Regions from separate parts of the Homo sapiens genome. Here region 1 is linked to region 2. The links are chromatin loops, found by intact Hi-C in ENCODE. Cell type or tissue: psoas muscle. All regions are shown on one strand. Each heading gives the region's core, and the rest is flanking DNA. Links, peaks and the distances in the headings are about the cores only. Region 1 overlaps FAM78A (family with sequence similarity 78 member A). Region 2 overlaps LOC105376299 (a long non-coding RNA gene).

Region 1 (15,427 bases), core at 4,263-12,262, 80 kb before region 2:
TCTCGGGCCTCAGCCTCCTGAGTAGCTGGGATTACAGGCGCGTATCACCATGCCCAGCTAATTCTTGTATTTTTACTAGAGATGGGGTTTCGCCATGTTGGCCAGGCTGTTCTGGAACTCCTGACCTCAAGTGATTGCGAGTCGTCCGCCTCTCCCTCCCAAAGTACAGGAATTTCAGGCATAAGCCACTAAGCTCGGCCAGAAAAAGCTATTAAAACTAGTAAGTGACTTAAGAAGGCTTCAGAATACAAGCTCAATAAACAGAAAACAATTGTCCTTCTGAATACTACCAATAAGTAATCAGAAATTGGAATTCAAAATTCCAATATCATTTACAATAGCAACAAAAATATGATTTGCCTAAGTATAAATCTAACAAAAGATGTGCGGCCGGGCGCGGTGGCTCACGCCTGTGATCCCAGCACTTGGGGAGGCCGAGGTGGGCGGATCATGAGGTCAGGAGATGGAGACCATCCTGGCTAACACAGTGAAACCCCATCTCTACTAAAAATACGAAAAAAATTAGCCAGGCGTGGTGGCGGGCGCCTGTAGTCCCAGCTACTCAGGAGGCCGAGGCAGGAGAATGGCATGAACCCCAGAGCAGAGGTTGCAGTGAGCCGAGATCGTGCCACTGCCCCCCAGGCCGGGGGACAGAGCGAGACTTCATCTCAAAAAAAAAAAAAAAAAGACGTGCAAGACTGTACACCAAAAACTACAAAACATCGCTGATTGAAATTAAAGAACACCTAAATAAACGGGACACACAGTCATGAATCAGAACATTCACTATTGTTAAGTTACCACTTCTCTCCAAATTGACCTATGGATTCAATGTAGTCCCAATCAAAATCAAAATCCCGACAGACTTCTTTTTTTTTTTTTTTGGTAGCTGATTCTAAAATTCATATGGAGATGCAAAGGAGCTATAAATATTTCATAAAATTTTGGAAAAGAAGAACAAAGTTTGAGGACTTACACTTCTTTTCTTTAAGACATTATAAAATTTGGCCAGGTGCGGTGGCTCACGCCTGTAATCCCAACCCTTTGGGAGGATGAAGGGGGAGGATCACTTGAGGTCAGGAGCTCAAGACCAGCCTGGCCAACATGGTGAAACCCTGTCTCTGCTAAAAATACAAAAAATAGCTAGGCATGATGGTGCACTCCTGTAGTCCCAGCTACTCAGGAGGCTGAAATAGGAGAATCACTTGAACCTAGGAAGTGAAGGTTGCAGTGAGCCGAGTTCGTGCCATTGCACTCCAGCCTGGGAGACGGATGGAGACTCCATCTCAAAAAAAAAAAAATAATAATAATAATATATATAATTTATATATATAAATTATTAAAATAGTACATGTACTTCCAAAATATATACAACTATTATTTTAAAAGACATATTAGAAAGCTACATTATTCAAGACCATGTGGTCCTGGTGTTAAGATTTAAAGAAACATAGGTTAATTGTACAGAATAGAACATCCAGATATAGATCCACACGTATCTGGTCACTTGATTTTCGACAAAGGTGGAAGGTAACACAGTGAGAAAGGACAGGCTTTGCAACAAAAGCTGCCGGGACGATTAGGTCTCCATGTGCCAAAATGAGAACTTTGACTCCTGCCCTGCACATATAAAACTGACTCAAAATTGGACCATAGACATCAATATAAAATCAACTATTGAAGAAAACACAGGAGAAAATCTTCATAATCTTGGATTAAACAAAGATTTCTTAGACCAAAAGCATAATCCATAAAAGAAAGTATTAATAGCTGGGTGCAGTGGCTCTTACCTATAATCCCAGCACTTTGGGAGGCCGAAGTGGGAGGACTGCCTGAACTTAGGTGTTTGAGACCGGCCTGGCCAACATGGCGAAACCCCATCTCTACAAAAAATACAAAAATTAGGCTGGGCATGGTGGCTCACGCCTGTAATCCCAGTGCTTTGGGAGGCCGAGGCGTGTGGATCATGAGGTCAGGAGTTCAAGGCCAGCCTGGCCAACATGGTGAAACCCCGTCTCTACTAAAAATACAAAAAGTTACCCAGGCGTGGTGGCAGGTGCCTGTAATCTAAGCTACTCAGGAGAGGCAGGAGAATTGCTTAAACCTGGGAGACGGAGGTTGTAGTGAGCAACCTGGGCAACAGAGTGAGACTTTGTCTTAAAAAAAAAAAAAATAGCAGGTTTGGTAGCTTGTGCCTATAGTCCCAGCTACTCCAGAGGCTGAGGCAGGAGGATGGCTTAAGCTTGGAAAGTTGAGGCTACAGTGAGCTACGATCATACCACTTCACTCCAGCCAGGACAACACAGCAAGACCCTATCTCTTAAAAACTAAAAAATTGTTCACTTTACATATTATATGTTAATTATACCTAAAAAAAGCTGTTTTTTTAAAAAAAGAGTTTGAGCAACATCACCTCCCCTGCTCCTACTCTTAAGACTTAAGAGAAATTCAAGGCTAGGCACGGTGGCTCATGCCTGTTATCCCAGCACTTTGTGAGGCCGAGGAGGGTGGATCACCTGAGGTCAGGATTTCGAGACCAGCCTGGCTAACATGGTGAAACCCTGTCTCTACTAAAAATACAAAAATTAGCCAGGTGTGGTGGCAGGCACCTGTAATCTCAGCTACTCAGGAAGCTGAGTCAGGAGAATCACTTGAACCTGGGAGGCAGAGGTTGCAGTGAGCTGAGAGGCGCCACTGAACTCCACTCTACTCTAGCCTGGGCAACAGAGTGAGACTCCCTCTCAAAAAAAAAAAAAAAAAAAAAAAGGGCAAACTCTTTTTTTTTTTTGTTTTGAGATGGAGTCTCGCTCTGTCGCCCAGGCTGGAGTGCAGTGGCACGATCTCGGCTCACTGCAAGCTCTGCCTCCCGGGTTCACGCCATTCTCCTGCCTCAGCCTCCTGAGTAGCTGGGACTACAGGCGCCCGCCACCATGCCCGGCTAATTTTTTTGTATTTTTAGTAGAGACGGGGTTTCACCGTGTTAGCCAGGATGGTCTCGATCTCCTGACCTCGTGATCCGCCCGCCTCGGCCTCCCAAAGTGCTGGCATTACAGGCGTGAGCCACCACGCCCGGCCAAAAGGGCAAACTCTTAGAGTGGAGTGCTGGCTGCCAGGGGCTGGAAAGAGAGGAGAAGGGGGAACTGTCCTTTAATGTGTGTAGTTTCAGATTTGTAGGATGAAAAAGTTCTGCAGCTCCGGGAAGGTGACTGCCTGCCAAGGAGGCAGGCGGCCAGCCACAGTTCTGACTCCAGGAGCCACATGTACCTATGCCTTTTTTTTGGGACAGAGTCTCGCTGTTTTTGCCTGGGCTGGAGTGCAATGGCGAAATCTCGGCTCACTGCAACCTCCGCCTCCCGGGTTCCAGCAATTCTCCTACTTCAGCCTCCTGAGTAGCTGAGATTACAGGAGCCTGCCACCACCCTGGCTAATTTTTGTATTTTTAGTAGAGATGGGGTTTCACCATGTTGGCCAGGCTGGTCTCGAACTCCTCACTTCAGGTGATCCACCCGCCGCGGCCTTTCAAAGTGCTGGGATTATAGGCGTGAGCCACCGCACCCGGCCGCACCTATGCTTTTGATGATGAGTCCAATGACAGTGATTGCGGTTAACACGGATCAAACCTTAGGCACTGGCTGCCCACCTCGGTCAGGCTGCAACCAGGAAGGAGGCAGCCCACCCTCCAAGGGACACGTGGTCCACATGAGCAGCTCGGCCAGGGGCCTTTCTTCCACCCACCTCATCTATCTGCCTCATTTATACCAAGTGGGCCCGGGACAGATGCCGGCCACGGCGCTGCACAGCCTCAAAGCATGTCCAGCAAGATGGCCTGTGGGGTGGGGGACCTCACCCCTTGTATTGTTTTGTCCTCTCAAAGTCTCAGCTAAAATTGGGGCAGCAAATAAAAGCTTTTTGGGCGGTGGGGGGTGGGGCAGGGATCGGGTCTCGCTGTGTGACCCAGGCTGGAGTGCAGTGGTGCAATCACAGCTCACTGCAGCCTTGAACTCCTGGGCTCAAGCAATCCTCCTGACTCAGCCTCCGGAGGAGCTGGGATTACAGGCATGCCCCATCACGCTGGGCTAATTTTTTCTATTTTTTGTAGAGATCAGGGTCTTACTATGTTGCCCAGGCTGGTCTCCACTCCTGGGCTCAAGTAATCCTCCTGCCTTGGCCTCCCAAAGTGGTGGGATTACAGGCATGAGCCGTGGCGCCCAGTCAAGAAAACCATTTTATCATCCTGTTACAACAAGGTCAATAATAGGTGTTAGCTATTGGCGGTTCTGTGCTGAGGGCCTTGCCTGATGACCCCCCGGAACCCTCCTCCCTGTGAGGAAAGCGTAACCCTGTCTTGCAGATGAGGAAACCGAGGCTCAGTGGTGCCGCCGAATCACTCGGATTTGCTAAGCGCTTACTCTGGGCTGGGCACTTGTCCAGAAGCTCAGGACCATCGGCTTCACGTGCCTCCGCAATCTCGTGAGGTGAGGAACCACCTCCGTCCCCACTCCATGTCCTAGGAAACCGAGACCTGAGAGGAGGGGGACTTGCTCAAGGTCACAGCCGTAGAGGCACCGCCCGCCCAGGAGGGCTCACATGACCCTCTCCGGCCTCCAGGCCCAGCTGCAAGAGGAAGCACCGTCCTGGGGAGCCCGGAGACCCAGGCCCCCCTCACAGGCGAGGGGCTGGCACGCGGCCTCTGGAGGAACTTCTGGCCTTCACCGTCTCCGCCTGGTCACTCGTCAATGGCCGGCTGCCTTCTGGAAAGCTGCTGCTGCGCGACAGTGACCCTGGGTGGAGTGAGGCATCCACGGGTGCTCGCTCCCAGAGATGGAGGCCGGAGCCCTGAGCAGAGGCGCCGGCTGTGCCCCGGTCCTCTGTGGCCCCCAGGGCTGCAGAGCTGGGCAGGTCGATTCCCTTGTCACTCCTAAAAGAACATTTGAAGCCCCCAGCAGGCTGGTGTGGGCACCCCAGTTCCTCAGCTACTCTGGGCTCTCCTTCCCCAGAGGCTGTGGGACCTGCCTTCCGGCCTCCGTCACATGACCGCACAGCGAGGAGGCGCTTCTGTGAACCAGGAGGTGGCCCTCACCACGCAGAAACTGTGGGCGCCTTCATCTTGGACTTCCAGCCTCCAGAACTGTGAAGGATTGGTTTCTGTGGTTGACGAGGCATCCGGTCTATGGTTACTTTATTCTAGAGCCCAACTGGGCCAAGGTGATTGTACGTATCTGTGAATATACTAAAACCATAGAACCGTACACTTTCTATTTGCTTTTATTTTGTGAGACAGGGACTCACTGTCGCCCAGCTGGAGTGCGGTGGCACGATCAGGGCTCGCTGCAGCCTCGACCTCCCACCTCATTCTCCTGAGTAGCTGGGATGACGAGAATGTGCCACCGCGCCCAGCTAATTTTTGTTGTTGTTGTTAGCTTTTTGAGATGGAGTCTCACTCTGTCACCCAGGCTGGAGTGCAGTGGCACAATCTCGGCTCACTGCAACCTCTGCCTCCCGGGTTCAAGCAATTCTCTGACTCAGCCTCCCGAGTAGCTGGGGTTACAGGCGCCCGCCATCACACTCAGCTAATTTTTGTATTTTTAGTAGAGACAGGGTTTCTCCCTCTTGGCCAAGCTGGTCTTGAACTCCTGACCTTGTGATCCACCTGCCTCAGCCTCCCAGAGTGCTGGGATTACAGGCATGAGCCACTGAGTCTGGCCTATGCCTGGCTAATTTTTAAGTTTTTTTGTAGAGATGGGGTCTCACTATGTTGCCCAGGCTGGTCTCAAACTCCTGAGCCCAAGATCCTCCCACTTCGGTCTCCCAGAGTGCTGGGATTACAGGCAGGAGCCACTGCACCGGCCAGAACCGTACACTTTTTTTTTTTTTTTTAAATGGAGTCTTTGTCACCCAGGCTGGAGTGCAGTGGTGCAATCTCACTGTAACCTCTACCTCTCAGGTTCAAGTGATTCACCTGCCTCAGCCTCCTGAGTAACTGGGATTACAGGCGTGTGCCACCATGCCCTGCTAATTTTTGTATTTTTTTCAGTAGAGACAGGAGTTCGCCATGTTGACCAGGCTGGTCTTGAACTCCTGACTTCAGGTGATCTGCCCGCCTTGGCCTCCCAAAGTGCTGGGATTACAGGCAGGAGCCACCACACCCAGCCAGAACCGTACTTTAAATAGGTGAGTTGTGTGGTATGTGAACTGTATCCCAATAAAGCTGAGGTAAAGCATTTTAATACGTTTGTGTGACTGTCTGACCAGCATTCAGTCTGCATTTGTCATGGATGCTGAGAATCCCACATCACTAAGCCAGGCCCCTGTGGTCTAGATGTTGCAGAAGAATTGAGCCGTATTTAGAGAGAAGAGTCCCTGGTCTCTGAGCTAAGCCCTGGTGCTCAGTGTGATTATTCTGGGGGCTCCATTTGCATGTTTAACACGGAGCACAACTGCTATGCCTTTGCTGGGCCCCGGACCGGGGAGGACAGGGTAAGTGTGCGTGTCTCTGGCCTGACGATTAGGAAACTCAGGCATGTGAGGTTGAGCGACAAGCCTGGCCTCACTCAGCAAGGCAAGTGGCAGCCAGGAATAGTGCAGGGCTCCCAGCTGTGTCTGGCCCGCCGTAAACACCCACCCTTCTTCTGTCTGATTGAAAAGGGAACATGAAATAAGAACCAGGGCTCAGGCTGATACAGGAACTAATCCTGCCTCTGCATTCCAAGTCGTGCCGTCTGGGCCTGAAGGGAGCTGGGCTGGCCTTCGCCAGTTCCCATGTTGATTTCGGGTTCACCTCCCTGCACACAGGCACAGAGATGGAGTTCATTCACTCCGACGTGTTCGCTTGCATTTAGTAGTTTCCATCGGCCGGGCGCAGTGGCTCAAGCCTGTAATCCCAGCACTTTGGGAGGCCGAGGCGGGCAGATCACTGAGGTCAGGAGTTCGAGACCAGCCTGGCCAACGTGGTGAAACCCCATCTCTACTAAAAATATAAAAATTAGCCGGGCGTGGCGTGGAGCGCCTGTAATCCCAGCTAGTCAGGAGGCTGAGGCAGAATTGCTTGAACCCGGGAGGCAGAAGTTGCAGTGAGCTGAGATTGCACCATTCCACTCCAGCCTAGGGGACAAGAGTGAAACTCCGTCTCAAAAAAAAAAAGTTTCCATCGTCCAGGGTCAACAGGGCTGCTAAGGACTCGGACTCAGCGTCATGCCGAGGAACCTTAGCAACAGGACAGCTGAGGGCAGTCTGGTAGAACTGGGGTACCAGAAGGCTGGGGTGTCATAGAAGGAGCTGAGACAAAGCACGGGGTCAAAGGCCGGGTGTTTGAAACCAGCCTAGCTCTGCATCTTCCCAGAAAAGTGACCTTTGGCAAGCCCCTTGGTCCCTTCTGTGGGGCAGCGTCCTCACTGATTGAAGGGGAAGAGCATACTTGAAGGGTCAGCAGTGGCAGGAAGGGGCCTGGACAGCACCGGAGTGGCTGGTTGTGCCCTGTGATCCTGATGGGCAATTTTTGGACTGTCACACAGTAAAATATTTGCTTTCATCCTATGCCCAGACCCCAACCAGGTGGGAAGCCATTTCTGTGGGGGCGCCCAAGCAGGATAGAGGATGACCAAGAGAACCACCAAGCCAGAGGCGACAGAAGATCACCTGGGCTGTTAGAAACCTCCGAGGGCCTGCAAGCGCCACAGGCCATCACACTTTTTTTTTTTTTTTTTTAGATGGAGCCTCACTCTGTCACCCAGGCTCTGGAGTGTAGTGGTACAGTCTCGGCTCACTCCAACGTCTGCCTCCTGGGTTCAAGCGATTCTCCTGCCTCAGCCTCCTGAGTAGTTAGGATTATAGGCACCCGCCACCATGCCTGGCTAATTTTTGTATTTTTAGTAGAGACAGGGTTTCACCATGTCGGTCAGGCTGGTCTTGAACTCCTGACCTCGTGATCCACCCACCTTGGCCTCCCAAAGTTCTGGGATTACAGGCGTGAGCCACCGCACCCCGCCAGGCCATCAGCTTTTTTGTTTCCTGATGAAACTGTCTTCTTTTGGGCTCCAAGAGGGGCTTTCCTGTTTGGCCTCATGGCCCAGACTACAGCAAGTCTCTGTCCCATTTAAAACAGCCCCAGAGCAGAAGAGGCTCTCCTGAGAAGTGACTTTGAAAGTGGGAGGTGGAGATGTTATGGGGTCGCTGTGCAGCTGCTTCTCCCAGACCCTGGATGTCTCAGGCAGGTGAGCCTGGCCTGGCCCAGACAGCCGGCTCTCCCAGGCCCAGATCCTGGAGAGGAACCCGTGACAGCTGGGCAGAATCTACTGTCTGTGCCTCTTCTCCCAGTCTGGACTTCTAAATTTCACCTGCTGTCAGCTGGAGAGGCTGGAGGGCTTCCACTCTGTGACTAAATGCCACTTGGAATCCACTTTACTCACAACTCCCTCCTTGTACATTTCCCTCTCGAAACTGTTACCCACAGATTCAGCTGCGTCTCCCCATCTCCCGTCTCACTGCGCCTCTGCATGAAGGCTTTGCTCTCCTGAGCTTCTGAAACCCTGCTATCAGGTTAGGCCTGCATCCCATTCTCTGTACACACACACACACACACACACACACACACACACACACACACACACACACACACACACACACACCATAGTCTCTCATGGGCAGAGCTCAGGAGCCGACTCCACACCGAGAAGCCAAACCACGACAGTGAACTGCACCACCCAGGAGCCATCTGCGTGGAGCTCGGCCAGCAATGCCTGTTATGCAATTTCCTGCTTTGGTGTCTCAGCCCCAGGAGGCAGGATGTGAGCGCCGTTGGTTTGCTGCAACGTGGAGAACCCACAGAAGACCCGAATTCTGATGCCCAGAGTGCATGGGGCCTCCCTGTCCCCGTGGGGGTGCAGAGAAGCCACTGCCCACCCTGGATGATGAGCCTGTGTGCGGTGGGTGCAGCAGCCGGCCCCTGCTCAAAGGGAATCAGATGGGCTCATTGTGGGCCAGAAAGAACTGACTGCCCCGAGACTTCCGGGGTGGGGAGGGGGGTGCACTTCCTGCCCGGGGCACCCAGGATGGGGGAGCAGAGGCCTGGGACCTTCTCAGTAACAGTCACCAATGTTATTGGACACTGCACATGGCCCCACCGTCTCAGGCTCAAGACTGAGAGTGCGCTATGGCGAGAGGTGGCTCTGTGGCCAGAGTTCGAATCCTGGCTCCGCCTTCCCCTAGCTATGTGGTCTCAGGCAGCTCCTTGGCGTCCACTCTCCCCGTTCCTTCGTCTGTGAAATGGGGGTGGCAGTTAACACCTCCCTTGTGGGGTTGTCATGAGGATTCAATGAGTTCGCACCCAGAAAGAACAGGGAGTTTCCACTGAATCCGCCAGGAGGCAGCTCCTCTGAAAATCTCCATTTTCTTTTTCCTTTTTTTTTTTTTTTTTTTTTTTTTTTGAGACAGGGTCTCACTCTGTCACCCAGGCTGGAGTGCAGTGGCGCAATCTCGGCTCACTACAGCCTCTGCCTCCCGGGTTCCAGTGATTCTCCTGCCTCAGCCTCCTGAGTAGCTGGGACTATAGGTGCCCACCACCACACCGGGCTAATTTTTGTATTTTAGTAGAGACGGGGTTTCGCCATGTTGGCCAGGCTGGTCTCAAACTCCTGACCTCAAGTGATCCACCCACCTCAGCCTCCCAGAGCGCTGAGATTACAGGTGCGAGCTACCACACCTGGCCACATCTCCATTTTTCCATACAAAGTAAGTAGGGCTCAGAGGGGCTGAGTGTCGGGCTCAAGCTCACATAAACGGCCTTGAACCTGTGATCTACCTTCAGAGCCCACAGCCACTCCAGGACCTCCAGGGCCCCCACCCATGTTTACACAAGAAAGCTCCATTTATAAGATGGTATCCATTCAAGGCTGGGGCCCCACAGGACCCCTCAACAGCTGCTGGCTGAGGGCAGGGCATGGAGCCCCCGTCCAGACTGACACTGTCCTGCTTGTCCACAAGAAGACAGCTTTGCAGGCCCAAGTTAAGGGTCAATCTAAACCTTAATCGCCCTTGACATAGGGGTTTTACTGTTCGCCAAAAAGTCAAGCTGCCCCCAATTCCTAGCTCTACCTCCAAGCCCACCACCCTCCAGGCAGGGCACTGGCAGGGGCACTTCCAGGTGCAAGGCTGAGACCGCAGGGCTGCTCTCGCTGGAGCTGGGGCTGTGAACAGAAGCAGCTGGAAGGAGCAGGACTCAAAGGCTGGCTCCCTCCTCCCATCTCCCAGGCCCTGAGTACGGGGATCCCAGCCTCAGCCCATCCTCCTGCCCCCCAGATACGTTCACCCCCGCAGCCAGCACCGCTGAGCCACCCACCCCAAAGTGAATCTCCACTTCAGAAACATCCAGGACCTAGCCAAGCCTACTTTAAAATTACATTTTATTTCTCTTTATGAATATTTGCTTTTTGTTTTTTGTAAAAAAAAAAAGGTTCATTGTACATCTTCTTCAAGAGTCTTGTGCCTCCTGGTAAGTGCATTGGTTTGTTTCACAGTACTCTCCACGACCAAGGACGGTTCTTATTGCTGGAAGGAGTGAGTGGATGTCCACGCCAGGGCGGGGCTGGAGGACATAAGAAGAATCGGGGCCCTGGCAGGAAGCCTGGGGCCTGTGCTCCAACATGAGCAAGGAGGCTGAAGGAGCAGACCGGGGCTCAGCTGAGCGTCCGTGGCCGGACCTGCAGCCTCTCCAGGGTGTTCCTAGCCCTTCTTCGGTGAGGAAGGGCAGAAAGAAGGGGCACGGGTGAAGGTGGGTCAGGGGGCAAGGTGGGCTGGGGGCCGGGCATGCAGTGGGAGGGGTGCTGGCTCCTGCCTCGAGTGTTTGCTCTCACTCAAGAAATGCGGGTTCGGGGGTCCTTCACCCCCTAGCAGCTCAGGAAGCCCCTTTCCATTCTGGTCTCCAGCCCCACCTCCAGGAATAAACCAGCGGCCTGAGACCCGCTTCCTGAACCCCCAGGGTCCTGTCCCTGCTTTAGTGCAACAAAGACCTGAGTGGAGAAGTCTCCAGTGAATGAAAGCTGAGTCCCAGCCCTGTCCCCACCCATCCTCAGACATGCAGCTGGGACCCACTGTTCCCCTAAGGCTACTGCCTTTCGGGGTGGCACGGCCTCCATCCTCACAAGAGAACCTGCAGTTTCTGCGGGGAGGTCCTGGCCCCCATCAGGGGCCCCCTGAGCACCGTGCCAGCCGGCAGCTCCAGCCCAGTGTGTCCCAGGACAGCCTCCTGGCACGAGCTGGGCCCGGAGACCGACGGCAGTGGCTAAACGGTCATTAAGCACCCCTTGAATAAACGCAATAGCCCGTGGACAAAGGAGCAGGGCAGGGACTTTGGTTCCCACACCGTCCCACGCTGTCACGGAGACTCTTACAAGTGGCTCATCTGCAGCAGAAATGGATTATTTTTCTAAATGGACGGTTTTCTGTGCTTGATAATTATTAGGCTGAGTGTGGGTCCCGGGCGGGTAGCTGTGGGTTTGGCAAGCTGGAAGGAGCGTGGCTTCAGCGGGATGTCCCCTAATAGCCCCTGCAAGTGGCCACAAGGCCGACACTGCTCAGAACCCTGGCACAATGGGTCAGGACTAAGTAAGCCCTGGAGCTCCAGTGACCTGGGACCGAGGGAGGGCAGGTCCCAGGGATGGGCTTCCAGACGTCTGTCCTCACCTGTTGCTCTCCACTGTGCCAGCCCAGCCTCCAGAGTGGCTCTGAACCCTCTCGACGATAAGCCCACCCAGCCCTCCCAGCCCTTGGCCTGGATTCACTTATTTGAGGACAGGAAGCAGGGGCTCGGCCGACTGCCTCCCAAGACTTCCCTAGAGCTTGGGTGCCTTCCACCTCCATCACTGTGGCACCCAGAGCCTGACTGCACCGTCCCGCTGCCCTGAGGGCCTGGGAGGGGCGCCCCTGAGAACGAGCCCTGTCTTGGCCCTTTTACAGTACACCAGGGGCCAGCCAGCCACAGGGGCCGGGGCCCACCCGATTCAAGTCTTAAAATGCCCTGCAAGAAGGGACGTGAATGCCTTCCTTACCTTTGAGACTAACATTGAGGCTGTGTGTCGGCGGTCCAGGTGGCCGGCCCCCAGGCATTTGGGACCAGTGTGGATGGAGAAGGAAAAAGCCACACACCTGGAGGAAGGGCCAGGGACTCAACTGGGGGTGGGTCCTGAGGACTGAGAGGGTGAAAATTCCCTGGGCTCACAGGAGCCTGCCTCTCTCCTCCTAGAGCCGCCCAAGGGAAGTTAAGGCTGCTGGGAAGAGAGGGGAGAAGAGGCCAGGCGACTGGTGGAGCCACCCCCCGCCAGAGCTCACAGCCCCTCTCCGCAGGTGCAGGGATACGACCTGGGGGTGGAGGGAGAGAAGGGGCTGTTCAGGCAGAATCTACCTGTGGTTTTATTTCTGCCAAAAAGAAAGAGTGAGCAGCTGGTTTCGGGTCTAAATGCCCATCCTCACCCTTCTCCCAAGACAACCGGGAAGAAGGGCTCAAGAGACTCTCGCGGGCGACCCCAACCCTCCCTCCACCTCTGGCAGAAGAGGAAAAGTCCGGTAGAAAAGAGATCCTGCTTTCTTTCTCCGATTGGTTTTCTTCCTTTCAATTCAGCTTAAGGCAAAAGTTTGGCAAAGCAAGTCTACATAAGGCCGCATGACAGAGGGCGGAGGGACCTGGGGGGAAGGCCGGCCAGCGCCACAAATCGGCAGCAGTGTGGATCTGTCTCTTTGATCGGGGGCTGGAGCTTCCCTCCTAATCAGCTCCCCCTCCTCCTGCCCCTGAGCCCCCAAAAGAGGAGTTTTTTTAAAAAACGGAAAAAGCAGTGTTTCAGGGAATCTGTTACAAGTGAGCGACTGAAACTGAGAAAAAGGAGAGGCAAGGAGACCAGAGGTCACCCTGAGGGCGCACGTGGGGTCTGTCTGTCCTGCTTAGATCTCCCCTCTCCCTGAAAGGAAGCAGGTGCCGAGAGCCGGGGAGGCCTTCCCGGGGGCATCAGCACAGTGAGATCCGCCCGCTGGAGAGGGTAGAATGGTTGTATCTTGCTGAATGACTGAAGAGTGAGTCTGAGTTTTGTTTTCAGCGGTATTATTATTTGTGAGTCTAACCTAGCGGGTGGTCCTGGCTGTCACCGGTGCTTGGGCGGGATCACCACCAGCGGCTGCCCGTACTTGGGCCGCCACATGAGGACCTGGGCATCGTTGGCATTGGGCTTGACCAGGGCGCTGGGCGGGATGGGCTCATTCTTGCTCAGGATTTTGGGCTGGTCCTGGGCGATGGGCTCCCGCAGCCGGGCGCGCTGGCCCAGGGGCCGGTTGGGGTTCACCTCGATGCTGAGCTGCATGCGCCAGTGCAGCGTCTGCAGGATGATCATGTCGTTGGTGGAGGTGTTGGTGGCCACCAGCCAGGTGGTGAAGCTCTGGTCCCGGTAGATATTGGTGAGCTTGGCCACGTTGCTCTCGCTGACGGGCACGGCCCATGTGACGCTGGGGTAAAAGTTGTCATTCATGCTGATGATGAACTTGGAGTCCCTCTTGGTGGGGCCCACGATGGTGCAGGTCTCTGTGGTGTTGCCGTACCAGGGGTAGTTCACCCCATCCGAGTCGCTGATGGCTTGGATCTTGCCCTCCTGGAGGTCGGGGAGCTCCCAGCTGGACCTGAGGACAAGGAAGGCCAGTTCACTCACTCGGTCACTCAAGGAGGGCTTTCTGTGTCCCCCTGGCAGGCCAGGGGCTGTCCTGGGCCCTGAGGATGGAACGGACCCAGCAGACCACCCGGTCCCCTTTGACGTTCTGGGGGCAGGGGGTCAGACAGTAGCTCGGAGTCACTGTCATCACTGCTGCTGTTACAATCATAACCCTCAGACAGAAGAAGGTGGCCGGCCTGGCCCAAGTTGCTCTAGGGACATACAGATCCCACACTCCCATGTGGCCATGGATATAGTAGCATCTGGGAGCCCACCCCAGACTGTAGGGGCCCCTTACTTTAACATTACAGGCTCACAGACAATCTTCTCCATGCAACCCCACCCGGCAGATACAGAAAGTGAAGTGGTGGGCTGGGGGTGGAGAGTGAGGCTACATTTTCCTAAGGACATTTGGCCAAGCGGTGGGGCCTGGGACCCCGGCGCATTTCCACCAAGGCACCTGTAACAGGGAAGCTCAGGACACCCTGCGCCCACTGCGCCTTCTGCTCACCTACGTGCACAGCGGGTACTCCCAGGAACAAGCTACTGTTAAAAATGCACTCCTGGCCGGGCGTGGTGGCTCACACCTGTAATCCCAGCACTTTGGGAGGCTGAGGCAGGCTGATCACTTGAGGTTAGGAGTTCAAGACCAGCCTGGCCAACATGGTGAAACCTCGTCTCTACTAAAAATACAAAAATTCACTTTGGGAGGCCAAGGGGGGCGGATCATGAGGTCAGGAGTTTGAGAACACCCTGGCCAATATGGTGAAACCCTGTCTCTACTAAAAAAAATAGAAAAAATTAGTCAGGCATGGTGACATGCGCCTGTAGTCCCAGCTACTCAGGAGGCTGAGGCAGGAGACAGAGGTTGCAGTGAGCCGAGATCACGCCATGCACTCCAGCCTGGGCGACAGAGTGAGACTCTGTCTCCAAAAAAAAAAAAAAAAAATTAGCGGGGTACGGTAGCAGATGCCTCTAATCCTGTAATCAGGAGGCTGAGGCAGAAGAATTGCTTGAACCTGGGAGGCTGGGTTTGCGGTGAGCTGAGATTGTGCCACTGCACTCCAGCATGGGTGACAGAGTGAGACTCTGTCTGCAAAAAAAAAAAAAAAGCACTCCCAACTGGACGCAGTGGCTCACACCTCTAATCCCAGCACTTTGGGAGGCCGAGGCTGGCCAACACAGTGAGACCCTACCTCTAAAAAAAAATGCATTCCTGTTCCTAGAATTAATCACAATAGCCAAAAGGCAGAAGCGATCCAAGTGTCCAACGACAGATAAATGGATAAACAAAATGTGCTACATACGTACAATGGAATGTTCTTCAGCCTTAAGAAGGAAGGATGTTCCAACACAGGCTACAACACAGATCAACCTTGAGGACGTTATGTTGAGTGAAATAAGCCAGCCACAAAAAAACACAAACTGTGTGATTCTACTTATGTGAAGTCCCTAGTGTTGTCAAATTCATAGAGACAGAAAGTAGAATGGAGGTTGCCAGGGGCTGGGAGAAAGAGGAACGGAAAGTTGATATTTCTTGGGGACGAAGTTTCAGTTTTGCAGATGAAAAGAGTTCTGGGCTGGGCGCAGTGGCTCACACCTGCAATCCCAGCACTTTGTTAGGCCGAGGCAGGTGGATCACCTGAGGTCAGGAGTTCCAGACCAGCCTGGGCAATACGGTGAAACCCTGTTCTACTAAAAGTACAAAGATTAGCCAGGCATGGTGGTGGGCACCTGTAATCACA
Region 2 (15,427 bases), core at 3,268-11,267:
CAGTACCCAGCCAGTTTTTTGGTTTTTGTTTTGAGACAGGGTCTCGCTCTGTCACCCAGGCTGGAGTGCAGTGGCACAATCTCAGCTCACTGCAGCCTCGACTTCTGGGGCTCAGGTGATTCTCCCACCTCAGCCTCTTGAGTAGCTGGGATCACAGACGCACGCCACCATGCCCACCACGCCTGTGGCGGTGTTGCTGTGGGAACCTGGCCTCTGACCTCCCAGCCCACTGATACCTGCCAGGCCAGACCAGTTTCCTCCTCTCAGGACCTTTGGTTGGCCACTGCCCTGGGCCCAGATCCCACCTCTGTGCCCAGCACCTGACCACCCACGCTTTCTTCTTCAGCCACTGTGGAGCGGCTCACATTTCTTGATTTATCTCCTGTTTGAATTGGGGAGGGGGCCGTTTCCATGAACTCTCCTTTCCGTAAGACCAACAATGCTTCAAAAAATATGCTCATCCCGGGTCAGGTGGAGGGAGCAGGTGTGTCCCTCAGGGCTCCCACAGTCATGACTCAAAAGCTGAGGCCCCTGAAGCACTGAAATCTGAGCCACTCATGTGCAACTCAAAGCCGGTGCCCCTCCGCTGTTTCCCAGGCTTCTCACTGTTGGGTGACTCTGCTGTGACACCTTAGGGGCTGGTGATGTGTCGGGAGCTGTTTCCCCCCAAGCTGAGGGGCGTGGCTGGCTTTGTTTCTAGAGTCCTCCCGGTCCCCCTCAAAAGCCTCCCTGCACCAGCCTTGCTCCCAGACCCTCAGAAGTATGTGGTGCTGTGGCCTCTGCGTGCCTCGCTGGGCTGAGCCGGCACCACCTTCCCCGTCTGCTGCTTCTGGTTTACCAACGGCTGGAAAGACAAGGCTCCAGGCTCGAGGGTTTGTGCAAAGGGAAGTGGAGTCTACACAGGGTCTGGCAAGCTCCTCTGTGATCAGGGGGACCTTGGAGGGCATGGCACAGGCTGCTCTTTGCATCTTGCCTTGGCCATGAGTGGTTCATGAATCCATTTGAAGGCATGAAAATGTGGCACCAAGAATGCACATGTTGAGGTCAAACAGCCTGGGATCCAACCCTGTTCTTCTGCTTAGGCTGGTGTGACCCTAGACAAGTGATTTCATTCATCTAAGCCTCGGTTTCTTCATCTGTACCATGGGAATAACAACTGTATCTTGTTCTCAGAGTGCTGATGAGGATTGAGTGTGCTTATCCATGTAAAGAGACTGGCTATGCCTGCTGTTTATTCATTTACTTATTTATTGAGATAGGGTCTCACTGTGTCACCCAGGCTGGAGTGCAATGATGCAATCTCGGCTCACTGCAACCTCCATCTCCTGAGCTCAAGTGATCCTCCAACCTCAGCCTCCAGAGTAGCTGGGACCACAGACATGCGCCACCGTGCCTGGCTAATTTTTTGTATTTTTGGTAGAGATGGGGTTTTCAGGGAAGGTCTCGAACTCCTGAGCTCAAGCAATCCGCCCACCTCGGCCTCCCAAAGTGCTGGGATTACAGGCATGAGGCACCATGCCTGGCCACCTGCTGTTTAATTAGTGCTAAGTGTGTGTATGTGTGAGTGTGACTGTGTGTGTGTGTGCGTGTGCGTGTATGTGGCCCACAGAGAGAGTTTCAGCAGTACCCACCAGGGCCAGCTCTATACTAAGCCCTTGACACACACTGCCACATGAAGAAAGAGCTTCCAATATCTATCATTAAGGATGAGAAAATTGAGACTCAGCAAAGCTTACTGACTTTTCCAACATCCAACCCAGCCACCTGATTTGTGTCTCCAAATCCTCAACCACCCACTATCAAGCCTGACTCATCAAGTATTGCACGAGGGAAATGGATTTTCTACAAAATAAGAAAACCCAGGCTGAGTAGTGGCTCACACCTGTAATCTCAGCACTTTGGGAGGCCGAGGCGGGTGGATCACGAGGTCAGGAGATCGAGACCATCCTGGCCAACATGGTGAAACCCTGTCTCTACTAAAAATACAAAAATTAGCCAAGCATGGTGGTGCGCGCCTGTAGTCCCAGCTACTCGGAAGGCTGAGGCAGGAGAATCGCTTGAACCCGGGAGGCGGAGGTTGCAGTGAGCCGAGATCACACCACTTCACTCCAGCCTGGTGACGAGCGAGATTCCATCTCAAAAAAAAAAAAGAAAGCCTGAGCCTTCAGGCCTGCATTCTGGCTCGTTTATTCTTTCACCAGCTGGAGTCCTCCCCCGTGGCAGGTGCTGGCTGAGCCTGGGGAGAGCAGGCCACACGGGGGAAGGTGCTTTGAGACCCTCCCCAGAAGAATCCTCCAGCCTCTGGCTAAACCCCCAGCCACCTTCACCAGCCACATCCAGGCTCCTGGGAGCAAACACGAGCTCTCTTGGCTTCCTAAGAACCAGTTGTCCCTGTCCCCACCTACCCTCACCCCAGCAGTGCAGGGAGGGGGTCCCCTCCTGAGAAGGGTCACATTCTAGGCCTGAGGGCGGCCAAGCCAGCCCAGTGGTGTTTTCTCAAGCTGCCTGAAGAAACAAGTCCAGCATCTGGCCTTCCTGCTGTGATAATCCTCTTCCTGCCCCTGCGCCCCCTCCCCACTTGGCCGGAAAGCGGCAGGCTTTCTCTTCCCCTCCTTACAAGGGAGGCCTGGCTGGAATGTGTCCCTTGATAACGGGGCTCGTGAGGGGCTTGGCATAGAATGGGCTGCCTGCTGTGGGCTCTCAGACACATGTGGGGCTGACTGATAAGGGCCCTGCTGGCCTTCTGCGCTGAGGCCCCATTTGACAAGCTGTGGGCAGGATTTGAAGAGGGGTCAGTGTTCACAGAGTACCCTGGAATCCATCAAATGTGCAGGGAGCGGGCTGGGCACAGTGGCTCATGCCTGTAATCTCAGCACTTTGGGAGGCTGAGGTGGGTGGATCACCTGAGGTCAGGAGTTCAAGACCAGCCTGGCCAACATAGTGAAACCCCATCTCTACTAAAAATACAAAAAGTAGCTAGGTGTGGTGGTGCACGCCTGTAGTCCCAGCTACTTGGGAGGCTGAGGCAGGAGAATTGCTTGAACCCGGGAGGCAGAGGTTGCAGTGAGGTGAGATCGCACCATTGCACTCCAGCCTGGCGACAGAGCGAGACTCCATCTCAAAAAAAAAATTGTGCAGGGAGCACAGCCTTGGGCGGACCCTGTGTGTGCATGGGGGTGGGAGTGAGGGGAGGGAGACCCAGTCACTGTCCCCAGGGGCTCACAGTGTAAGGGCCCCTGGGGTCAAGGACATGAAAAGAGGAATTTGCTAGGTACAAAGTTGGTTTTTTTTGTTTTGTTTTGTTTTGTTTTGTTTTGTTTTTCAGACAGGATCTCACTCTGTCACCCAGGCAGGAGTGCAGTGACACAATCATGGCTCACTACAGCCTCTACTTCCTGGGCTCAAGCGATCCTCCTGCCTCAGCCTCCAGGGTAGCTGGAACTATAGGCATGCACCACCATGCCTGACTAATTTATTAATTTTTTATAGAGACAGGGGGGTCTCACCTACCCAGGCTGGTCTCAAACTCCTGGGCTTAAGTGATCCTCCCACCTCAGCCTCCCAAAGTACTGGGATTACAGGCATAAGCCAGTGCGCCCAGCCTGAAGTTATTTTATTCACCCATTAATTGTGTCGACAAATCTACAGATGTCACACTGAATGAATGAGTCTAGAATGAAGGTTAAGAATCAGGGCTCAGATATCAGCCAGGCCCAGATTCGAGGCATAGCTCCATTACTTAGTGGCTTTGACTTACCGTGTAAGACTCCATTTCCTCATCTGTAAAATGAGGAGAACCGGCCAGCCGGGCGCAGTGACTCACGCCTGTAATCCCAGCACTCTGGGAGGCCGAGGTGGGCGGATCACCTGAGGTCAGGAGTTTGAGACCAGCCTGGCCAACATGGTAAAACCCCATCTCTACTAAAAATACAAAAATTAGCCGGGCGTGGTGGCAGCCTCCTGTAGTGTCAGCTACTTGGGAGGCTGAGGCAGGAGAAGCGCTTGAACCCGGGAGGCGGAGGTTGCAGTGAGCCCACTGAACTCCAGCCTGGGCAACAAGAGTGAAACTCCATCTAAAAAAAAAAAGAGGAGAACCAAGTACCTACCTCAAAGGCACCTCATGAGGGTTTGGGGAGATGGCACACATATTGCACGCAAAATGGGCTTGGGGACTGGTAAGCCCTCAGTAAATGTTTTGTTTTTGTTTTTTTTAGATAGTGTCTTTCTCTGTCACCCAAGCTGGAGTGTGGTGGTGTGATCTCAGCTCACTGCAACTTCCACCTGCTGGGTTCAAGTGATTCTCCTGCCTTAGCCTCCCAAGTAGCTGAGATTACAGGCCCCCACCAGCATGCCCAACTTATTTTTGTATTTTTAGTAGAGACAGGGTTTCACCATGTTGGACTGGCTGGTCTCGAACTCCTGACCTCAAGTGATTCACCTACCTCGGCCTTCCAAAGTCCTGGGATTATAGGCACAAGCCACCACACCCGGCATGTAAATGTGGTTTTTTTTGTTTTGTTTTTGTTTTTGTTTTTGTTTTTGAGAGAGTCTCACTCTGTCGCCCAGGCTGGAGTGCAGTGGTGCAGTCTCGGCTCACTGTAACCTCTGCCTCCCAGGTTTAAGCGATTCTCCTGCCTCAGCCTCCCAACTAGTGCACTCCAGCTTGGGTGACAGAGAAAGACACTAGCTGGGATTACAGGCATGTGCCACCACGCCCAGCTGATTTTTTGTATTTTTAGTAGAGATGGGGTTTCACTGTGTTAACCAGGATGATCTCAATCTCCTGACCTCGTGATCTGTCCGCCTCGGCCTCCCAAAGTGCCGGGATTACAGGCGTGAGCCACCACACCTAGCCCTGTAAACGGTTTTTAAACCATGACACTGGCTCCCAGTGCTTTGGGAGGCCAACGAGGAAGGATCCCTTGAGCCCAGGAGTTCAAGACAAGACTAGGCAACAGAGCAAGACCCTGTCTCAAAAACAAAAACAAAAACAAAAAAACACAAAAACCATGACTGCTGGAATCCCAAGGGCCCGGAGATGAAGAAGTGCTCTCCCCTCCACCTGCCTCTGCAGGGCTGTGTGGGTTGGGAGTAGCCATGAGGGCAGTGTCTGAGGACACAGGGCAGCTTCCTGGAACCTGGGCTGGGAAGAGGGTGCAAGGGGCAGAGCTGGGAGCAGGGGAGCCTCTCTCCTGGGGCCCCGGGCTTTTGTGCATGTGCCTCATTCCATCCTCTGCAGACCAGCCCCCTCTGCTATCATGGCTGCCCCTCATGGATCCCTCACCCCAAGTCCAGTTTCTCTTCCAGTTAGACAGAGCCCACCCCATGTGACCAGAGTCTCCCAGACCCGATTCCAAATGGCCAGGAGAGCTCAAACCCAGGCCCAGCTTGTGTCCAGCCCTGGCCGAGCCCACTCAGCTGAGGCTGCTGGCGGGGGCCTGTGGGTGCAGGCAGTGAGCTCTGTAAGAGAGGGGCTGCGCCACCCCTTGCTGTAGGACCCCAGCCTCCAGGCCAGGGCCCCTGTGTAGCAGGTCCTCAAAAAAGCATTTTCTAGGCCAGGTGCGGTGGTTCATGCCTGTAATTTCAGCACTTGGGAGGCTGAGGCAGGAGGATCACCTGACGACAGGAGTTTGAGAACAGCCTGGCCAACATAGTGAAACCCCGTCTTTACTAAAAATACAAAAATTAGCCGGGCGTGGTGGTGGGCGCCTGTAATTCCAGCTGAGGCAGAAGAATGGCTTGCACTCTGGAGACAGAGGTCACAGTGAGCTGAGATCACGCCCCTGCACTCCAGCCTGGGCAACAGAGCGAGATTCCGTCTCAAAAAAAAAAAAAAAAAAAAAAAAAAGCATTTTCCAGGACAGCTCTTGCTTCTTAGCCCTTCGCATACATCAAACCGTTTAGGAACACTGTCTAATTACAGCCGGGGCAGGACAGTTCTTGTCTCCATTTCACAGTCCGGGGAAGTGCTTTACCCCAGGCCACGTGGCAACTCAGGCCTGCAAGGCCCCAGCCAGGGGTGGGCAGGGCCGGTGGGAGGGAGAGGGTGCCTGGGGAGTTAAGAATATCCCTGCAGTGCTCAGCCTCTGGGTCTTGTGATGCCGAAACTCAAGCGCCCCCTGACTCAGCAGGATATTAATAAGCCTGGCCGGTTCCCAGGGGGCCGGCTCTGCCAGGGGCTGGAACAGAAGGACTCCCAGCCCTGCGGCCCGGATCCCCCTCCCCATGGCAACACAGCCCCACCCCTACTCCTTCTCCAGGTGCCCCCTAGCAGCCCCACAGCCCAGAGTCTCCCAGAACAAATTAATGTGGGGGAGCCCCCCAACCCACTGCTGAGCATATTGGGCAAATCTCACCGAGCTGAAGGGACCCTTCCTAGAAGGGATCCAGGAGGAAAGACAGAGCCAAGCAGCCTGGGAGAGGGAAGGGGTTTGAGCAGCCAACAGTGTGGGTTTGGGATGGGAGCTGAGTTGCAGCCCTGGTTCTCCCATTTCTAAGGTGCTCACTTGGGACAAATCCCTTATCAACACTAAGCCTTGGTTCCTTCCTTCCTTCCTTCTTTTCTTTTCTTTTCTTTTCTCCTTCTTCCCTCCCTCCCTCCCTCTCTCTCTCTCTCTCTCTTTCTTTTTGAAACAAGGTGTCATTCTGTCACCCAGGCTGGAACACAGTGGCACAATCATAGCTCACTGCAGCCTTGACCTCCTGGGCTCAAGCAATCCTCCCACATCAGCCTCCTGAGTAGCTGCGACTATAGGCCTGTGCCACCACACCCAGCTAACATTTGTATTTGTTTTTGTAGACACGGGGGTCTCACCATGTTGCCGAGGCTGGCCTCAACTCCTGTGCTGAAGCCATCCTCTGGCCTCAGCCTCCCAAAGTGCTGGGACTACAGGCATGAGCCACACACTGCTCGGCCTGAGCCTTGGTTTCTTTTTTCTTTTCTTTCCTTTCTTTTTTTTTTTTTTTTTTTTTTTGAGACAGACTCTCGCTCTGTCGCCCAGGCTGGAGTGCAGTGGGTGGCACGATTTCGGCTCACTGCAAGCTCCGCCTCCCGGATTCACGCCATTCTCCTGCCTCAGCCTCCCGAGTAGCTGGGACTACAGGCATCCACCACCACACCCGGCTAATTTTTTGTATTTGTTAGTAGAGATGGGGTTTCACTGTGTTAGCCAGGATGGTCTCGATCTCCTGACCTCGTGATCTGCCTGCCTCGGCCTCCCAGAGTGCTGGGATTACAGGCGTGAGCCACCCGTGCCTGGCCTTTTTTTTTTTTTTTTTTTTTTTGAGACAGAGTCTTACTCTGTCGCCCAGGCTGGAGTATAGTGGCTCGATCTTGGCTCACTGCAACATCCGCCTCCCAGGTTCAAGTGATTCTTATGCCTCAGCCTTCCAAGTAGAGATGGGGTTTCTCTCTATTTTTAGTAGAGACGGGGTTTCACCATGTTGGCCAGGCTGGTCCTCGATTTCTTAATGTGTAAAGTGGGGATGGTAATGGTACTTCATTTCTGGTTTTGCTATAAGGACCCAGTGAGGCAGCTGTCCTGAAGGGCGAGCCTTGGGAGCCCTGGCTGTCCAGGCTGGTCTCAATGGACCCGGCTGTCAGGGCCACTCTCGGCTGAGTTTCTGTCCTACAGCGCCCTCTAGTGGGAAAAGGTGGTCATTGCAGGGGCATCCAACTCAGGTGGCCAGGGAGCTTTCCTATCCCAAGTTGGAGTCCAAAATGTGCCCTTTCTGATCAAGTTAAATTCATGGCCCTTATTACATATGCACCAGCATGGTACGGCGAAGGAGGACAAAGAGAATGAGACCCATTCCCTTCCCTTTGGAGGCTCAAAGGGCAGCACTGCCTGGTTTGGGCATCAATGTGACAGTCAAGTCTGGGTCCTGGTCCTGCCCTCTCAGTGGCCTGCACAAGCCACACCCTCCCTGAGCTCCAGAGTCCTCCTCTGTAAACAGGATCACAAAACTTTCCGGTGGTAAGAGCTACGGAGAGGAACTAGGAAGAGCCAGCAGGAGGCTTGTGTTTGAGATGCGATGGCCAGGGAGCCCACCTTTGAGGAAATACCCGAAGCAGTGAGGGAGAGATCTTTGCAGAGACCTGGGAGGCCAGCGAAGGCCTGTGCCAGTTCAAGGAAGAGCGAGAGGTCAGTGGGGTCAGCGCGGAGCGATGGGGGCCGGAGGAGATGAGGGGAGAGGGGCTGTGTGTCACGATCAGTGCAGTAGGATGCGTAATGAAGGGCCCTGGCCCAGGTGGCCATGGAGGCCTCCCAGAGCAAGGAGTGTCCAAGCTGCGGGTGGCAGAGAGGGGTGGGAGAGCTCGGAAGACCTGATCCCAGTGCGGCCCCAACACTAACATCCTCTGTGGTCCAAGATCAGCCCACATCCCCTGAGCTCAGTTTCCTCATCTGCAACATGAGGGAGCTGGCCTAGCTACAGCCCCTCTTTCTCTAATCTGACACCTGCCGCTGGGGCCAGGGCTCCAGCCTGACTGCGTAATGCACAGGGACCCCCAGCTAGCTCAGGGTAGGCGGCGTTCGTGAAAGGTCCTCACACCCTCCAGTCCAGGCTTTTGCAACCCCTGGGCCTCAGCTGGATGTGTGAGTGGAGTAGGGGCAGCATCAGATCTTTTGACCTGAGGAAGGCCAGCAGCAAATGCCCCAGGATCTGAGAGCTTGCTGTGCTCGCTGCTACCAAGTTGTCTTTGCTTACAGGCTGTTAAGGGGTGAATTGTGCGTCCCCAAAAAAATATGCTGATGTTCTAACCTCCAGTCCCTCAGAATGTGACCTCATGTGGTCTTTACCGAGGTAACCGGGTTAAGATGCGGTCATCGGGGGGTGAGACCCTAATCCAATATGACCGGTGTCCTTATAAAAAGGGGAAATGTGGCCCGGTGCAGTGGCTCACGCCTGTAATCCCAACACTTTAGGAGGCTGAAGTGGGAGGAGCCCAGGAGTTTGAGATCAGCCTGAGCAACATAGGAAGACTCTGTCTCAATAACAACATAAAACTAGCCGGGTGTGGTGGCACCACATGCCATGGTCCCAGACACTCCGAAGGCTGAGGCAGGAGGATCACTTCAGCCCAGAAGTTTGAGGCTGCAGTGAGCTAGGATCACACCACTGCACTCCAGCCTGGGCCACAGAGTAAGACTCCATCTCAAAAATATGAAATTAAAATCAAAAGGAGGGGGGCAGGCGTATTGGCTCATGCCTGTAATCCCAGCACTTTGGGAGGCCAAGGCAAGTGGATCACTTGAGGTCAGGAGTTCGAGACCAGCCTGGCCAACATGGTGAAATCTCGTCTCTACTAAAAATATAAAAATTCGCCAGGCATGGTGGTGCATGCCTATAATCCCAGCTACTTGGGAAGCTGAGGCAGAAGAATCACTTGAACCTGGGAGGCAGAGGTTGCAGTGAGCCAAGATCATGCCCCTGCACTCTAGCTTGGGCAACAGAGCAAGACTCTGTCTCAAAATAAATAAATAAATAAAAAATAGAAAGGAGAAATGGCCACACAGAGAAGACATGCAGAAGGAAAGAGGGAAAGCAACATTAACACGCAGAGAGAAGGCCGGGCGCAGTGGCTCACGCCTGTAATCCCAGCACTTTGGGAGGCTGAGATGGGTGGATCACCTGAGCCCAGGAGTTCGAGCCCAGCCTGGACAACATGGTGAAACTCCATCTCTACTAAATACAAAAATTAGCCAGGCATGGTGGTGAATGCCTGTAATCCCAGCTACTTGGGAGGCTGAGGCAGGAGAATTGCTTGAACCTGGGAGGCGGAGGTTACAGTGAGCTGTGATTGCACAACTGCACTCCAGCCTGGGTGACAGAGCTCTGTCTCAAAAAAAAAAAAAAAGACACAGGGAGAAGACAGGCTGTGAAGAGGGAGGACAGGAGTGACTCCGCCACACTCCAAGGAACACTGGAGGCTGCTGGAGGCTGGAGAGAGGCCTGGGCAGAAGGATTCCCAGCACCTTCAGACGCAGCGTGGCCGAGGCTGCAGAGAGGCCTGGGAGGGAGGATTCCCAGCACCTTCAGACACAGCGTGGCCCTTTCCACCCCCTCACTTTGGACCTCAAGCCTCCAGAAATTTGGGGCAGAACATTTCTGTGTTCTAAGCCACCAGTTTGTGACATTTTGTTACCGTAGCCCTGAGAAACTACGCCACAGCTCTTCCAGTGTGCCAAAGACAGGAAGGCTACCCCCAAATTCATAAGTTCATGTTGATATTTCTTTCTTTTTTTAACACTTTATTTATTTATTTATTTTTATTTTATTTTTTAAATTATACTTTAAGTTCTAGGGTACACGTGCACAACATGCAGGTTTGTTACATGTGTATGCATGTGGCATGTTGGTTTGCTGCACCCATTAACTCATCATTTACATTAGGTATTTCTCCTAATGCTATCTCTCCCCCCTCCCCCCACCCCACAACAGGCCCCAGTGTGTGATGTTTCCCATCCTGCGTCCAAGTGTTCTCATTGTTCACTTCCCACCTGTGAGTGAGAACATGCAGTGTTTGGTTTTCTGTCCTTGCGATAGTTTGCTCAGAATGATGGTTTCCAGCTTCATCCATGTCCCTGCAAAGGACATGAACTCATCCTTTTTATGGCTGCATAGTATTCCATGATGTATACATGCCACATTTTCTTAATCCAGTCTATCACTGATGGACATTTGGGTTGGTTCCAAGTCTTGGCTATTGTGAATAGTGCCGCAATAAACATACGTGTGTATGTGTCTTTATATTAGCATGATTTATAATCCTTTGGGTGTATACCCAGTAATGGGATCGCTGGGTCAAATGGTATTTCTAGTTCTAGATCCTAGAGGAATCACCACACTGTCTTCCACAATGGTTGAACTAGTTTACACTCCCACCAACAGTGTAAAAGTGTTCCTATTTCTCCACATCCTCTCCAGCACCTGTTGTTTCCTGACTTTTTAATGATCACCATTCTAACTGGTGTGAGATGGTATCTCACTGTGGTTTTGATTTGCATTTCTCTGATGGCCAGTGATGATGAGCATCTTTTCATGTGTCTGTTGGCTGCATAAATGTCTTCTTTTGAGAAGTGGTTGTTCATATCCTTTGCCCACTTTTTGATGCGGTTGTTTGATTTTTTTTCTTGTAAATTTGTTTCTTTGTAGATTCTGGATATTAGCCCTTTGTCTGATGGGTAGATTGCAAAAATTTTCTCCCATTCTGTAGGTTCACTCTGATAGTAATTTCTTTTGCTGTGCAGAAGCTGTTTAGTTTAATTAGATCCCATTTGTCTATTTTGGCTTTTGTTGCCATTGCTTTTGGTGTTTTAGTCATGAAGTCCTTGCCCATGCCTATGTCCTGAATGGTATTGCCTAGGTTTTCTTCTAGGGTTTTTATGGTTTTAGGTCTAACATTTAAGTCTTTAATCCTTCTTGAATTAATTTTTGTATAAGGCATAAGGAAGGGATCCAGTTTCAGCTTTCTACATATGGCTAGACAGTTTTCCCAGCACCATTTATTAAATAGGGAATCCTTTCCCCATTTCTTGTTTTTGTCAGGTTTGTCAAAGATCAGATGGTTGTAGATGTGTGGTATTATTTCTGAGGGCTCTGTTCTGTTCCATTGGTCTATATCTCTGTTTTGGTACCAGTATCATGCTGTTTTGGTTACTGTAGCCTTGTAGTATGGTTCAAAGTCAGGTAGCATGATACCTTCAGCTTTGTTCTTTTTGCTTAGGATTGACTTGGCGATGCGGGCTCTTTTCTGGTTCCATATGAACTTTAAAGTAGTTGTTTCCAATTCTGTGAAGAAAGTCATTGGTAGCTTGACAGGGATGGCATTAAATCTATAAATTACCTTGGGCAGTATGGCCGTTTTCACCATATTGATTCTTCCTATCCATGAGCATGGAATGTTCTTCCATTTGTTTGTGTCCTCTTTTATTTCGTTGAGCAGTGGTTTGTAGTTCTCCTTGAAGAGGTCCTTCATATCCCTTATAAATTGGATTCCTAGGTATTTTATTCTCTTTGAAGCAATTGTGAATGGGAGTTCACTCATGATTTGGCTCTTGTTTGTCTGTTATTAGTGTACCGGAATGCTTGTGATTTTTGCACATTGATTTTGTATCCTGAGACTTTGCTGAAGTTGCTTATCAGCTTAAGGAGATTTTGGGCTGAGATGATGGGGTTTTCTAAATATACAATCAAGTCATCTGCAAAGAGGGAAAATTTGACTTCCTCTTTTCCTAACTGAATACCCTTTATTTCTTTCTCCTGCCTGATTGTCCTGGCCAGAACTTCCAACACTATGTTGAATAGGAGTGGTGAGAGAGGGCATCCCTGTCTTGTGCCAGTTTTCAAAGGGAATGCTTCCAGTTTTTGCCCATTCAGTATGATATTGGCTGTGGATTTGTCATAAATAGCTCTTATTATTTTTAGATACATCCCATCAATACCTAGTTTATTGAGAGTTTTTAGCATGAAAGGCTGTTGAATTTGTTGAAGGACTTTTCTGCATCTATTGAGATAATCATGTGGTTTTTGTCTTTGGTTCTGTTTATGTGATGGGTTACGTTTATTGATTTGTGTATGTTGAACCTGCCTTGCATCCTGGGGTGAAGCCAACTTGATCGTGGTGGATAAGCTTTTTGATGTGCTGCTGGATTTGGTTTGGCATATTTTATTGAGGATTTTCGCATCGATGTTCATCAGGGATATTGGTCTAAAATTCTCTTTTTTTGTTGTTTCTCTGCCAGGCTTTGGTATCAGGAGATGCTGGCCTCCTAAAATTAGTTAGGGAGGATTCCCTCTTTTTCTATTGATTGGAATAGTTTCAGAAGGAATGGTGCCAGCTCCTCTTTGTACCTCTGGTAGAATTTGGCTATGAATCCATCTGGTCCTGGACTTTTTTTGGTTGGTAGGCTATTAACCATTGCGTCAATTTCAGAGCCCGTTATTGGTCTATTCAGGGATTCAACTTCTCCTGGTTTAATCTTGGGAGGGTGTATGTGTCCAGGAATTTATCCATTTCTTCTAGATTTTCTAATTTATTTGCATAGAGGTGTTTTTAGCATTCTCTGATGGTAGTTTGTATTTCTGTGAGATCGGTGGTGATATCCCCTTTATCATTTTTTATTGTGTCTATTTGATTCTTCTCTCTTTTCTTCTTTTCTTTTCTTTTTTTTTTTTTTTTTTTTTTGAGACGGAGTCTCACACTGTCGCCCAGGCTGGAGTGCAGTGGTGCAATCTCAGCTCACTGCAAGCTCCGCCTCACGGGTTCACGCCGTTCTCCTGCCTCAGCCTCCTGAGTAGCTGGGACTACAGGCGTCCACCACCACGCCTGGCTAATTTTTTTTTTTTTTTGTATTTTTAGTAGAGACGGGGTTTCACTGTGTTAGCCAGGATAGTCTCGATCTCCTGACCTCGTGATCCGCCCGCCTCGGCCTCCCAAAGTGCTGGGATTACAGGCGTGAGCCACCGTGCCCGGCCTCTTTTCTTCTTTATTAGTCTTGCTAACGGTCTATCTATTTTGTTGATCTTTTCAAAAAACCAGCTCCTAGATTCATTTATTTTTTGAAGGGTTTTTATGTCTCTATCTCCTTCAGTTCTGCTCTGATCTTAGTTATTTCTTGCCTTCTGCTAGCTTTTGAATTTGTTTGCTCTTGCTTCTCTAGTTCTTTTAATTGTGATGTTAGGGTGTCAATTTTAGATTTTTCCTGCTTTCTCTTGTGGGCATTTAGTGCTATAAATTTCCCTCTATACACTGCTTTAAATGTGTCCCAGAGATTCTGGTACATTGTGTCTTTGTTCTCATTGGTTTCAAAGAACATCTTTATTTCTGCCTTCATTTCATTATTTACCCAGTAGTCATTCAGGAGCAGATTGTTCAGTTTCCATGTAGTTGTGCAGTTTTGAGTGAGTTTCTTAATCCTGAGTTCTAATTTGATTGCACGTGGTCTGAGAGACAGTTTGTTACGATTTCTGTTCTTTTACATTTGCTGAGGAGTGCTTTACTTCCAACTATGTGGTCAATTTTGGAATAAGTGCAATGTGGTGCTGAGAAGAATGTATATTCTGTTGATTTGGGGTGGAGAGTTCTGTAGATGTCTATTAGGTCCACTTGGTGCAGAGCTGAGTTCAGTTCCTGGATATCTTTGTTAACCTTCTGTCTTGTTGATCTGTCTAATGCTGACGGTGGGGTGTTAAAGTCTCCCATTATTATTGTGTGGGAATCTAAGTCTCTTTGTAGGTCTCTAAGGACTTGCTTTATGAATCTGGGTGCTCCTGTATTGGGTGCATATATATTTAGGATAGTTAGCTCTTCTTGTTGAATTGATCCCTTTACCATTATGTAATGGCCTTCTGTGTCTCTTTTGATTTCTGTTGGTTTAAAGTCTGTTTTATCAGAGACTAGGATTGCAACCCCTGCTTTTTTTGTTTTCCATTTGCTTGGTAGATCTTCCTCCATCCCTTTATTTTGAGCTTATGTGTGTCTTTGCATATGAGATGGGTCTCCTGAATACAGCACACTGATCGGTCTTGACTCTTTATCCAATTTGCCAGTCTGTGTCTTTTAATTGGGGCATTTAGCCCATTTACATTTAAGGTTAATATTGCTATGTGTGAATGTGATCCTGTCATTATGATGTTAGCTGGTTATTTTACCCGTTAGTTGATGTAGTTTCTTCCTAGCATTGAGGGTCTTTGCAATTTGGCATGTTTTTGCAGTGGCCGGTACCGGTTGTTCCTTTCCATGTTTAGTGCTTTCTTCAGGAGCTCTTGTAAGGCAGGCCTGGTGGTAACAAAATCTTTCAGCCTTTGCTTGTCTGTAAAGGATTTTATTTCTCCTTCACTTATGAAGCTTAGTTTGGCTGAATATGAAATTCTGGGTTGAAAATTCTTTTCTTTAAGAATGTTGAATATTGGCCCCCACTCTCTTCTGGCTTGTAGAGTTTCTGCTGAGAGATCTGCTGTTAGTCTGATGGGCTTCCCTTTGTGGGTAACCCAACCTTTCTCTCTGGCTGCCCTTAATATTTTTTCCTTCAGTTCAACCTTGGTGAATCTGACAGTTATGTGTCTTGGGGTTGTTCCTCTTGAGGAGTATCTTTGTGGTGTTCTCTGTATTTCCTGAATTTGAATGTTGGCCTGCCTTGCTAGATTGGGGAAGTTCTCCTGGATAATATCCTGAAGAGTGTTTTCCAGCTTGGTTCCATTCTCCCCGTCACTCTCAGGTACACCAATCAAAGGTAGATTTGGGCTTTTCACCTGGTCCCATATTTCTTGGAGGCTTTGTTCTTTTTTCTCTAAACTTCTCTTCTCGCTTCATTTCATTCATGTGATCTTCAATCACTGATACCCTTTCTTGCACTTGATCAAATCGGCTACTGAAGCTTGTGCATGCGTCACGTAGTTCTCGTGCCATGGTTTTCAGCTCCAT

Evidence for each region. Hi-C counts contacts between places; a loop is a spot of excess contacts. Peaks named below come from ENCODE experiments on the same cell type or tissue, not always from the same donor. Only the 100,000 strongest peaks of a DNase experiment are listed, where the experiment ranks them.
Region 1: it touches region 2 in a loop (2.5-fold over the local background); 16 of 110 quality-filtered maps call a loop at or near these places.

What each region holds. Positions count from the first base shown.
Region 1 is chr9:131,247,698-131,263,124 of GRCh38, forward strand. It overlaps FAM78A (family with sequence similarity 78 member A), which reads right to left. Exons shown (of 2, transcript NM_033387.4): 2 at 10,381-13,653. The coding sequence ends at 13,125. Among named protein-coding and RNA genes, the nearest start is that of FAM78A, 21 kb to the right of the region's middle. RefSeq lists a silencer at 4,917-5,233 and enhancers at 4,940-4,989, 6,185-6,686, 8,243-8,392, 8,773-8,952, 15,006-15,055. In psoas muscle, for the core only: no CTCF peak of the experiment used is centred there; DNase peaks (open chromatin) are centred at 5,054, 6,594, 8,724, 10,604 and 3 weaker places; H3K4me3 peaks cover 1,057 bases; H3K27ac peaks cover 6,273 bases.
Region 2 is chr9:131,328,788-131,344,214 of GRCh38, forward strand. The region is part of intron 1 of LOC105376299 (a long non-coding RNA gene); the gene reads left to right. Among named protein-coding and RNA genes, the nearest start is that of PLPP7, 47 kb to the left of the region's middle. RefSeq lists an enhancer at 1,340-2,294. In psoas muscle, for the core only: a CTCF peak has its summit at 7,640 (motif pointing left); DNase peaks (open chromatin) are centred at 5,464, 6,084 and 7,614; H3K27ac peaks cover 2,689 bases.